Regions from separate parts of the Homo sapiens genome. Here all the other regions are linked to region 2. Evidence: chromatin contacts called from ENCODE Hi-C or POLR2A ChIA-PET data. All regions are on one chromosome and are shown on one strand. The core of a region is the stretch at or near the end of the contact, and the rest is flanking DNA. Distances in the headings are between cores, read along the strand shown.

Region 1 (3,676 bases), core at 664-3,163, 130 kb after region 2:
GAAAAAAGGCAGACCAAAACAGTTTTGACAACTTAAATTTATTGTAACTGCCCAACAAAGGAAGTAGAGTTGGAGGTTTATCTGCAAGAGGTTTTTTTTTGTTTTGTTTTTTGTTTAGTAGCTCCACCTCTTAATTTATTATTATTATTCATTTTATTTTATTTTTTGAGACAGTCTCGCTCTGTCACCCAGGCTGGAGTGCAGTGGCACAATCTTGGCTCACTCCAACTTCTGCCTCCCGGGTTCAAGCGATTCTCTTGCCTCAGCCTCCTGAGTAGCTGGGATTACAGGCGCCCTGTCACCACGCCCAGCTAACTTTTGTGTTTTTAGTAGAGACGGGGTTTCTCCATGTTGGCCAGGCTGCTCTCAAACTCCTGACCTCAGATGATCCACTCACTTCTGCCTCCCAAAGTGTTGGGATTACAGGCGTGAGCCACCATGCCCGGCTTTAATTCATTATTGTTAATATTTTTGAGACAGGGTCTTGCTCTGTTGCTCAAGCTGGAGGGCAATGGCACCATCATGGCTCACTGCAACTTCAACCTTCTAGGCTCAAGCGATCCTCCTGTCTCAGTCTCCCAAGTAGCTGGGACCACAGGTGCATGCCACCATGCCCAGCTAACTTTTTTTTTTTTCTTTTTGTAGAGACAGGGTCTTGCGATGTTGCCCAGGCTGGTCTCAAATTCCTGGCCTCCAGCCATCCTCCCACCTGGGCCTCCTGATGTGCTGGGATTACAGGCGTGAGCCACCAGACCCGGGTTAGCTCCACCTTTTAATGGAGGAGAATGATAAGCAGGTTGAAAATGGTGGGGTGGGATTGGAGAAATGCATCATCGTAAAATATTTTTTAACTGGGGGCCCATGTTGGGAGTCGCACGGTTTCTCAGAAAAGGATCCAGTAGTAGCATTAACCGAGGGAGAAAGATAAGCTGTGGGGAAAGGGCTAGTGATTCAGGAGTTGGAATTCCAAACATTTTCCATAGCTTGTCAGGAACATTTGTGCAGACCTTTGGATATATAGAGAGGGAGTCCGTCTGCTGATAAAATGAGCGCTGGGTTTACCAACCTTCGGCCTTGGCCCACCCCTGATCCTCACCGCCGGGCAGTGAGATGGACACGTTATTTGCCTCCATTTGGTGGACTGCGCTCTGCGCTTCCAGAGGTGGAGCAATTGTCCGCCTCCGCCCGGCCAGCACGTGCGGGAGGCTGGATTTGAACCAAACAAGTTATCTGTGTACCCCACGCCTTTGCTTTTACCCACTAGGCGGTAACGTGATTTCACGCCTGAGAGTTTCTTGGCTGAACAAGTTGGAAATCACTGGTTTCAGAGATTGGAAATCACTGGGTGCACGCCCCTGGATTCTTTCCCTAGCCACTCGAGGCCGTCGCGCTTGCCTCGACGTCTCTATTCGCACAGCGCGCAGTTACCACCGCCCCACTCCCACCGCGCCAGCCTGCGGGACTCTCGGGCTTCCCTCGGGCGGTGGGAAAAGAGCCTCCCGGGCTGACTCTGCTCGGCGCGCATGGCTGCCAGGGGAAAGTATTGTCCTTAAATCCAGAGCGGCGATACGCGCAGGGGAGCGATCTCAGACCGCGGCGGAGCATCGGTGATCCCAGGGCCTGCCGCGTTCCAAGGCAAGCGCTAGTACTGCGAGCAGACAGTGGTCACTAAGAAGTCATTACCAGATTGGCAGGGGGAGTCCTAGGGATCCGGGTCCCGCCGTCCCTCACACCTCCCTCCGCGTCCTTCCGGACCCCAGGGCGACGCGGACCCGGCCGGGGGAGCCCGGGGGAGGGGGCCGGGCCGGGGTGGGGCGGGCGCGCGTGCGCGAGCTGTCAGACCGGCCCCGCCCCTCCCCTCCCGCCCCTCCCCCGCTCTCCGGGTGTAGGGCGGGCGGGCGCTGCGGCGGCCGCGGCTGCTGCTTCCTCGGGCCATTTTGCTGTGGAGCGGCGGGGAGGAGGAGCCGCCGAGGAGACCCCGGGCGAGGAGCTGCGAGCCGGAGGAGGCCGCGCGGACTCCGGGCTTTCCGCCGTCGCGGGGATCTCGGGGGGCAAAGGGATCGCCGGGGAGGGGGACCAGAGAGCCGCGCCCGCCGCGCGGAGCGCCCCTTCGCGTCCCCTGCACCATGAGCTGGGGCACCGAGCTCTGGGTGAGTGAGGGGCTGGGCCCGCGGGCAGATGCGGGGCGCGCGCTGCGTTTCCCCGCGGCCTGGGGAGGGGGCGCGGGCCGCGCTGCTGGGCGGAGGCGAGGGCGCGCTGGTCGGGGTCCTCGCGGCCTGGGGAGGAGGCGGGGTTCCAATGCCCCTCGTCCGCCTTGGCCCGAGCAGGAGGTGCGGGCCGGCTTGTCCTTCGGAGGCGAGGGGAGTTGGTGCGGGTCCCCGGCGGCCTGAGGAACGGCGCGGGCGGGCCTCCCTGTCCCCGGCGCCCCGGAGCGGGCCGTGTGTGTCGGGCCGAGCCCTAATCCCCCGGGGCGAGCCGCGGATGCCCGGGGAGGGCCGGGACCGGGCGTGGGGGCGTGGAGGCCCCGGCTGCGCGGCGCTGCGTTGGGTCTCGGGGCGCCCCGGCCGCGAGTTCTGTCCTGGCTCCGCGGAGGCGCTGGCGGATCGGGCACTTCCCCGGGAGCGGGGCGGCCGGGGCGAGCGCCGGGGGTCGGGTTTTGGGGTGCTGGGGCGAGAGTGCGGTCTTCGCTCTGGAGGCGAGGACTTCTGGCCCGTGGCGGCTCCGGGCGCACTTGTTCTTTCGGGGTAGCTCAATCCTGAGTGGGATGTGGGCACTGCGACGTCTGGTCTGGAGGGGAAAGTGGGAGTTAGGGAGAGATCTTACGTGATCTACCTCAGGAAGAGGCGTTCGCGGGGTCAATGATCTTTAACGGTTGCTCGGAGAATAGTTTCCAGTGGGGAAAGTTGGCGGTGAGGGGCGCCTTGCGGGGATGCTTGGCCGGGGGATGCGCACGGTAAACGGGCAGCCCTCAGGGCTGAGGGCCGTCCCCGGAAAGGCGAGGGGCTGGCTGTGGATGGAGCTCTTTTCCTGCCGTCCCCGGATTCCTGGGGAAATCACTGGGCAGGGGATGGGCAGTGCGGCGGCCCGGGAAGGAGCAGACGAAATCTCAGTTACTGCACTGAAATGCCCTCAAGATGAGCCATTTCCCAGGATGAACTCTAAAGTGCCTGAACTACCTTTTGGAATTCTATTTGCAAAGGGTGTGGAGGAGAAAGTGTAGGGTGGTGTTGCTATCTGAGATGAGGCCAAGAAATCTCATATCAAAATAAAACAAGGTTAGAGCAATTACAGAAACAGAGCACATCCTCCCTTGTTTTTTGTTTTGTTTTCTTTTGCTTTAATTGTTTTTACATAACCATTTGTTAGGTACAGAAGCAGCTACGGTTGTTATTACCAAAATCCTGAGGGCAATAGCTCCCTTAAATTAAGATAATTCATTTTATAAACATCTTCTGCCTAAAAGGGATTCATGACAAAATTTCCGCTGATGTTTACAAGTATCCATTTTGAAAATAAAATAGTTTAAAATATTTGCACACACCAGTTTAGGCAAAATCTATGACTTTGAGTACCGTATTGAAGTTTCTTTCCTCTTCTAATCCTTCCACTCCCTTTAGCTCTCTTTAGCTTATCTGGGGTGGGGAAGCAAATCAGAAGTAATCTTTGTCAAGACAGT
Region 2 (3,512 bases), core at 827-3,326:
GGCACTGCCTGGTCACTAGCTGTGGGATCATGGGAATGCCACTTTGCCCCTCTGAGCCTTAGTTTCCCCATCTGTAAATGGAGATCGTAGCAGCACCCAGCCTGGTAGAGCAGTTGTGGCAGAGTCGAGGTGCTAATGATGCCAAGAGCTTGGCACGTGACATGCTCGATGAGCAGGAAACCTGGCTTCACTCCCCTGTCCCACCATGATGGAGGCATCCCGTGCAGCCCATGCCCACCACTCCTGATGGAGCCCACGGTGTCCTCACCCTCCCCCGGCACAGGGACCCAGGAAGTCCACCTGCTGGCGGCTGTGGGCCACATCTGGACTTAGCTTGAAGGAGTCCCCAGCGAATCTCACAAAACAGCAGCCAGACTGGAATGGGCCACCCACCTGCCCACCTTGGAGAGAGGGTGAGAACAGCCCCTGTGCCCAGGGGCTTCACCCCTTCCAGGTAGCAGCTCTTGGGATGTGAGCTCCATGCTGCAGGATTCCACAGGAGAAGGGCCAGCACCTCGCAGCAGACTAGCACCCGCTCAGGAAAGCCCCCTTTGTTCCAAGCATGAGGGGTGAGGGGCATGGAGCTGAAGCGTGGGCTTGGACAGACCTGCAGACGTGCCCAGAAGGCCGATGGAGTGGGGGGAAGCGGGGAGCAGAGGTTGTGCAATGCACCACCAGGAGCTGCCTCCCCAGCCTCCATCAACACATGGGGCTGGCGGTCAAGCTGCTGCCTCCAGGGGTGGTGCAGAGGGCCTGGGCCCACGCAGCTGCCCGGGGATGGGTTCTGAATTCCAACCCAAGCCCAGAACCACTGTCCCCTTCCAAGTCAAACACCCAGGCAGAGGTCCTTCCAGACCCCGATGCTGAAGCCTTCCCTCTGGCAATCCCCTGGGTGGTCTGGACCCATTACCATTAACCCCTGGTATGCCAGGGCACCTCCGGAGAGGCTGCAGGGAAGGGGGAAGCCTGGTATGGAGAAACTAGGACTGCAAGGGGACTGCAGAGTTGTGAAGTTAGGCAAGTGGAGGGAGACACACTGAGGCTGATCTGGAGACGCCCAGAAAGGACAGGCCATCCTCCTCCGGGCAGCCCGCGACAGCTAATGATCACACGCGGCCCAGATGACCCGGGCTGTAGAAACCCACTTCCCGGTGTGGCAGACAGAGATGGGGCCAGGGAGAATCCAGCCTGTAAGTGCTGCAACCCACAGGGTGCCGGGGACCCTTCACCGCCGTCACCGCACGACGAGCGCTGTGCCAAGTCTCGCCACCCCCCCCCCCACACGAACGGGGCCAGGGAGGGGGCGACAGGCCAATCTCGCAGCAGCGGCGGCGGCGGCATCGTGATGCATGAATCACCAGCCCCGCGCGCTCGTGCCAGTCGGCTCCGCGCAGCCGGGCGCCCCCTCCCGGGACCACCGCCCCACCCTGGCAACAGCCCCTGCCCGTTGGGACAGCTCTGCGGAGAGGGGGCCGCCAGGGGGCTGGGGCTGCCCCTCCGGACCTAGGGGTGGCGCCGCGCACGCCGACCGGCGCGCACTCCCCGGGCTGGGGGTGCCAGAACAATGGGGCCGGGCGGGGGGCAGGGGCGCGGCCCGGGAACCTCCGAGGGGTCCACATTGGAGGCCGGGCGGGGAGGACGGAGCGGAGGCGGCAGCGCGGAGCGGGTAGCGCGCGGGTCCGGGGGGCGGGGGCGGGGGCGGTGGGTGTGGGGGTGACCGCGGGGCGCGGGCTGGGGGCTGGGAGCACTCACAGTAGGTCTTCCTGGTCAGCTCCTCCACAACTTCGGGCTTCAACTTGCTGTTGGATTTCCCCATCCTCGGCGGCCGCGGCCCCCGCCCCCCCGGGCCGGACCCGGTTGGGGCGCCCAGCAGGAGCGGCTGGGCCGGGCGGGCCGGGCCGGGGCCGCGCCTTTGTCTGCGGCGCCCGCGCTGCGCTGCGCGGCTGTCGGCGCCGGGGCGCCCGGGGCGTGGGGCGGCCGCTGGGCAGGCCCGGGCGGTCCGGGCGCCGCGGCGCGGGGCTGCCTGGGCTGGGCGCCGGCGCCGGCGCGGTGTGGCCGCGGTCGTCCCTGGTTACTGGGCTCCGCGGCACATGCTCGCTGCTGCCTCCCGCCTGCCGCCGCCCCTGCGCTCCCCGCCTCCCGCCTCCCCCCTCCCGCCCGCACCCGCGCGCCAGGGGTGGACCCGGAGCCGCCACTCAGCGCCCGGCGCCACCTCCCGCCCCGCACCCGCCTGGCCGCGGCCTCCGCCAGCTGGACCCCGGCCTCGCCAGCCAGCCGGAGGGGCGTCCCCTCGGCTCAACGCGGCCCCAGGGCGGGGCAGCCACCCCCGCCACCCCCTCCCCGAATCCAGCCCTGGCGCTCCGGCCCCCGCCGCGGCGGGGAGGGCCCGGAAGATCGGATGTGAATGAGGCCAGGTCCCGGCCCGGAGACATTCATTCATTCGACACGGATTCATGGGGTGCCGGGGACACGGCGGCCCACGGGACAGGAGTGCCCCAGCCCTCGCAGGGCGGGCAGGGGGCTGTGCGGGATGCGGCAGGTAGCGGTGGGAGCACCTACTCTCGGCCTGGGGGCAGGAGACCTCCAAACCCAGGGTCAGGAAGGGAGGTGGATGGAGAAGCGTTCTGGCCCAGGCAACCTGGAGAGGCGGGGAGGCCTGCATGCCCGAGGGAGAGTTCCCCGGCTTGCGGGCTTGCGCACGGCTGCAGGCACAGGGGACCTGGGAGAAGGGCAGGGCCCACGGGGCAGGCCAGGAGAGGCCCCTCGCCGAGGAGCTGGGCCCCTGCCCACCAGCGCCCATGAAAGGACTTCAGCAGAGAGTGATGGGTCAGAGCTGCTGGAGTGACAGGTCAGAGCTGCTCAGAGCTGTTTCTCTGAGCCGAGGCTGGGGTGACAGGCTCCACCTGAATGGACAGAGGCCAGTGGATTCGCGTAGGGGGGTGTGGTTCAGGTGGTAGGTCCAGCATGGCCTTCCCGGTCCACCTCATCCAACATATCATCATATCTTGAGAACTCTCCTATCCTTTTCGGCTTTAGTTTCTCTCCTTCACATCCATCACAAACGTCACCTATGTTTTCTGCATCCTGTTTGTCTCTTCCATGGGAGAACACCCTCCCAGAGGGCAGAGGCATCTCCATAACCCAGAAGGCCGCCTGAGGTGTTACCCAGCAAATCTCTGTGAATGAGCGAAGGACGGAGGAAAGAATGACACCCGGTGCTGGGGCCCTGGGGTAGGGGAGAGAGCGGGGAGGATGAGGCAGCCCTCCCCGGGGCTAGCAGGGATGAGGCAGGAGTGGGGTCTCTTTCTCCCTTCTTTCCACAGTGTTCTAACCTCGGAGGGTCCAGAAAGCTCAGAGGAACCCTGAGCAGGGCCGAGTGCCTTCCAGCTCCCAAATATCTCTCCTGCCTCTAAGCATACTCCATCCACTCCTGCTTTCCCCTGAAGCCCCTGCCCAGGCTGAGCCCCAGGCCCCAGGAAGTCTTCAGATGGGGATGGACTTGCTGGCTTGGG
Region 3 (3,196 bases), core at 669-3,168, 180 kb after region 2:
GCTAAGGCAGGAGAATCCCTTGAACCCAGGAGGCAGAAGTTGCAGTAAGCTGAGATTGTGCCACTGCACTCCAGCCTGGGTGACAGAGCAAGACTCCATCTCAAAAAAAAAAAAAAAAAAACCCTGGTGTCATCATCATCTCTGTCTGCCTTCTTTTCTCACACACTCACACTCCCCAGCTCAAGCCATCAGGAAATCTTGACTTCTCTACAGATTTATCCAGGATCTGACACTTGTTATCACCTCCACTGCTGCCACTGTGGTCCATGTCACATGGCCTACGTGGTCCATGATCTTTTGCCTGGTTATGATGAGTCTACTAACTAGTTTCCCTTATTCTACCTCTATCCCCTATTCCCTGATTTCTACAGAGCAGCCAGATTACAGTATTCCTCTGTTCAAAATTCCAGTGCGTCCCCATTTCATTCAGAGTAAATCCAAAAACCTTACGGTGAAAGTCCTCCAAAACCTTGTATAATCTGGTTCCCACACCTTTCTGACATCATCTGTTTTAACTCTCTTCCTCCTCCTCTCTGCTGTAACCATACAGAGGCCTCCTTCCTGTTTTTTGTACATGCCAGGCATCCCCTCACCCGAGAGCTATTGCGCTAGCCCTTCCATGTAGATATCACCTATGTGTTCTTCCCCAGGCTCCAAGTGGCTGACTCCCTCTCCTGCTTCCAGTTTCTGCTCAGTGAGGCCCACCTCGTCCCTTAGCCCACTTAGCCTGCTTTGCTTTTTCAGTTTTCCTATATTACTGGTAACTTTCTACCATTTTATATAGTTTTCTTGTTTAGTTTTGAAAATTGACAAAATATGTATTTCTATATTATTTGTATATAAAATTGTATATATTTATGGTATACATGATGTCTTGAAATATGTATACGCTGCAGAATGCCCAAATCAGGCTAATTAACATATGCATTACTACTCAAACTTAATATTTTTTTTGTGGGAAGAACATTAAAATCTACTCTTCTAGCAATTTAGCAACCCCTCCCCTCCCCTCCCCTTCCCTCTTTCTTGAGACAGGGTCTCACTCTGTCACCCTGGGTGGAGTGCAGTGGCACGATCTTGGCTCACCTCCCGGGCTCAAGTGAACCTCCCACCACAGCCTCCCAAGTAGCTGGGACCACAGGAATGCGCTGCCACACCCGGCTAATTTTTGTATCTTTTGCAGAGACAGAATTTCACCATGTTGCCCATGCTGGTCTTGAACTTCTAGGTTCAAGCGATCCTCTGACCGAGGCCTCCCAAAGTGCTGGGATTACAGGTGTGAGCACCCGGCCTGGCAATTTTCAAGTATACAATACATTGTTATTAACTGGAGACACAATGTTGTACAATAGATCTCTTGAACTTATTTCTCCTACAATTTTGCCTCATTTGAATAACATCTCCCCAAACCTTCCCAGAGAAATCTGGGTATTATATTTACTGCGCATTGTCTCCTGCAGCCTCTCAGCTAGAATGCAAGCCCCTTAAGGGTGGAGATCTTTGGGTTGTGCTCACTAATGTGTCATAGTGCAGAACAGTGCCTGGCACATAGTAGGTGCCCAGTAAATATTTGTAGATTGTGAGTGAATCGGTAGGGTACAGGCCTAAGATATTTAGCCAGCTTTGCTTTATGGGGAATTATGTGTTTGCACCGGCCTGTGAGAGCTGATGAGATTTTAACAACAAAAAGTAGAACAACAAGGTGCCAGCCGAGTTTCAATCACTAGGGATGCTTGAATGAACGAGACACAGGAAGTGCCTGAACCTGGAGTGCTCACCTTTCACAGCAGAAAACAGAACTGCATGCAAATTAGCAAAGAATTCGAGCATTTAAAGATAGCATGTATGACTCCAAATATGTAAACGCAGTGATGTGATAGAGATTGAAGTGGGGGTGGTTACTGAGCTAGGCTGGTCAGGGAAAACCCATCACTTGAGAAGTGAATTACAAAAAGAAGCCAGACATGTAAGGATGTGGGGGGAGAGAGTGCAAAGGTCCTGAGACGGGAACATGTAGAAGGAATAGAAAGGCCAGTGTGGCTACAGAATATTCAACAGATACTTGGTTGAAATAGTAATATGATGTTGAAAAATCATTGTGGCCTTTGGGAGAGATAACTATCATTAAATATTTTTTTTCTGCATTGCAGGGGAGAATGCTAACTTATTTTAGACATAAACGTGAGACTTTGATTCCTGTAGGTCAGGTCTTAGCATGGGCCAAATCCATCCACTACTTGGTTTTGTAAATAAAGATTTGTTGGAATGTTGCCGTGCCCATGTGTATTGTCTATGGCCACTTTTGCAAACAATTGGCAATTGAGTAGTTGCAAAAGAGATGCATTTACCTGCAAGTCTGAATTTTTTTTTTCTCTTCGAGATGGAGTCTCGCTCTGTCACCCAGGCTGAAGTGCAGTGGTACAATCTCAGCTCACTGCAACCTCCACCTCCAGGGTTCAAGCGATTCTCCTGCCTCAGCCTCCTGAACAGCTGGGACTACAGGCGCACACCACCATGCCTGGCTAATTTTTGTATTTTTAGTAGAGACAGGATTTCACCATATTGGCCAGGCTGGTCCTAGACTCCTGACCTTGTGATCCACCTGCCTCGGCCTCCCAAAGTGCTGGGATTACAGGCATGAGCCACCGCACCTGGCCCTGAAATATTTACTTTCTGGTCCTTTACAGAAAAAGTTTGCCAACCCCTGAGGTCACTATCTATTCAAGGTAGTATAGGTTGAAATTCCTAATATAATTTTTTTTTCTGAGTCTGAACAACCTAATTTTATTTATTTTTGAGACAGTTTCTGTCACCCAGGCTGGAGTGCAGTGGCATGATCTCCAGTCCCTTTCCAGAAACTATGGCCCATGACACTCCATTAGCAGAGTAACAGGGCCTGCTCAACCTCACCCTCACTGCTGCTTTCTGTTTCCAAACCGATCTTTGTCAATTTGCTACTTAACAACTGGTACATCTAGGTCTTAAATTGCATTTCTCTTAGTATGCATGGGGGTTGAACATCTTTTGATACATTTGAGCCATTTATGGTTTTAAAAAATGAACCATTCAAGTCTTGGTCTGTTTTTAATTGGAGCTCATTGTATATAGAGGGTAACTAGGTAGAAATCATATTATACAACAAATTGCATATCGTATATATCATATATATAAAGAAATGAATTTAAATTTAACAGTA

The links. Hi-C counts contacts between places; a loop is a spot of excess contacts on that map. ChIA-PET counts read pairs that join two places held with the same protein, here RNA polymerase II (POLR2A). Pooled maps may share reads with other maps.
Region 1: a loop to region 2 is called in a pooled map, with 2.3 times the contacts of the local background. The contact joins the promoter of FNBP1 here to the promoter of NCS1 in region 2. A Hi-C loop is called at or near these places in 1 of 168 maps with a recorded cell type or tissue (sigmoid colon) and 1 of 50 pooled maps. POLR2A ChIA-PET finds 5 or more read pairs at or near these places in 3 of 52 experiments (A673, WTC11 and activated CD4-positive, alpha-beta T cell).
Region 3: POLR2A ChIA-PET joins it to region 2 with 19 read pairs in PC-9. The contact joins the enhancer-like site here to the promoter of NCS1 in region 2. POLR2A ChIA-PET finds 5 or more read pairs at or near these places in 3 of 52 experiments (H1, K562 and PC-9).

What each region holds. Positions count from the first base shown.
Region 1 is chr9:130,041,426-130,045,101 of GRCh38, reverse strand. It overlaps FNBP1 (formin binding protein 1), which reads left to right and starts at 1,913. Exons shown (of 17, transcript NM_015033.3): 1 at 1,913-2,150. The coding sequence starts at 2,127. RefSeq lists silencers at 1,651-2,210, 2,391-2,550.
Region 2 is chr9:130,170,968-130,174,479 of GRCh38, reverse strand. NCS1 (neuronal calcium sensor 1) reads right to left here and starts at 2,076. Exons shown (of 8, transcript NM_014286.4): 1 at 1,753-2,076. The coding sequence starts at 1,816. RefSeq lists enhancers at 1-712, 2,174-2,962 and a silencer at 2,010-2,099.
Region 3 is chr9:129,987,858-129,991,053 of GRCh38, reverse strand. All of the region lies in intron 2 of FNBP1 (formin binding protein 1), which reads left to right. Among named protein-coding and RNA genes, the nearest start is that of FNBP1, 54 kb to the left of the region's middle. RefSeq lists a silencer at 990-1,284 and an enhancer at 2,034-2,083. Within about 2 kb of position 1,918, at least 9 of the 41 ENCODE cell types and tissues checked have a DNase peak (open chromatin) inside an H3K27ac peak, as active enhancers do.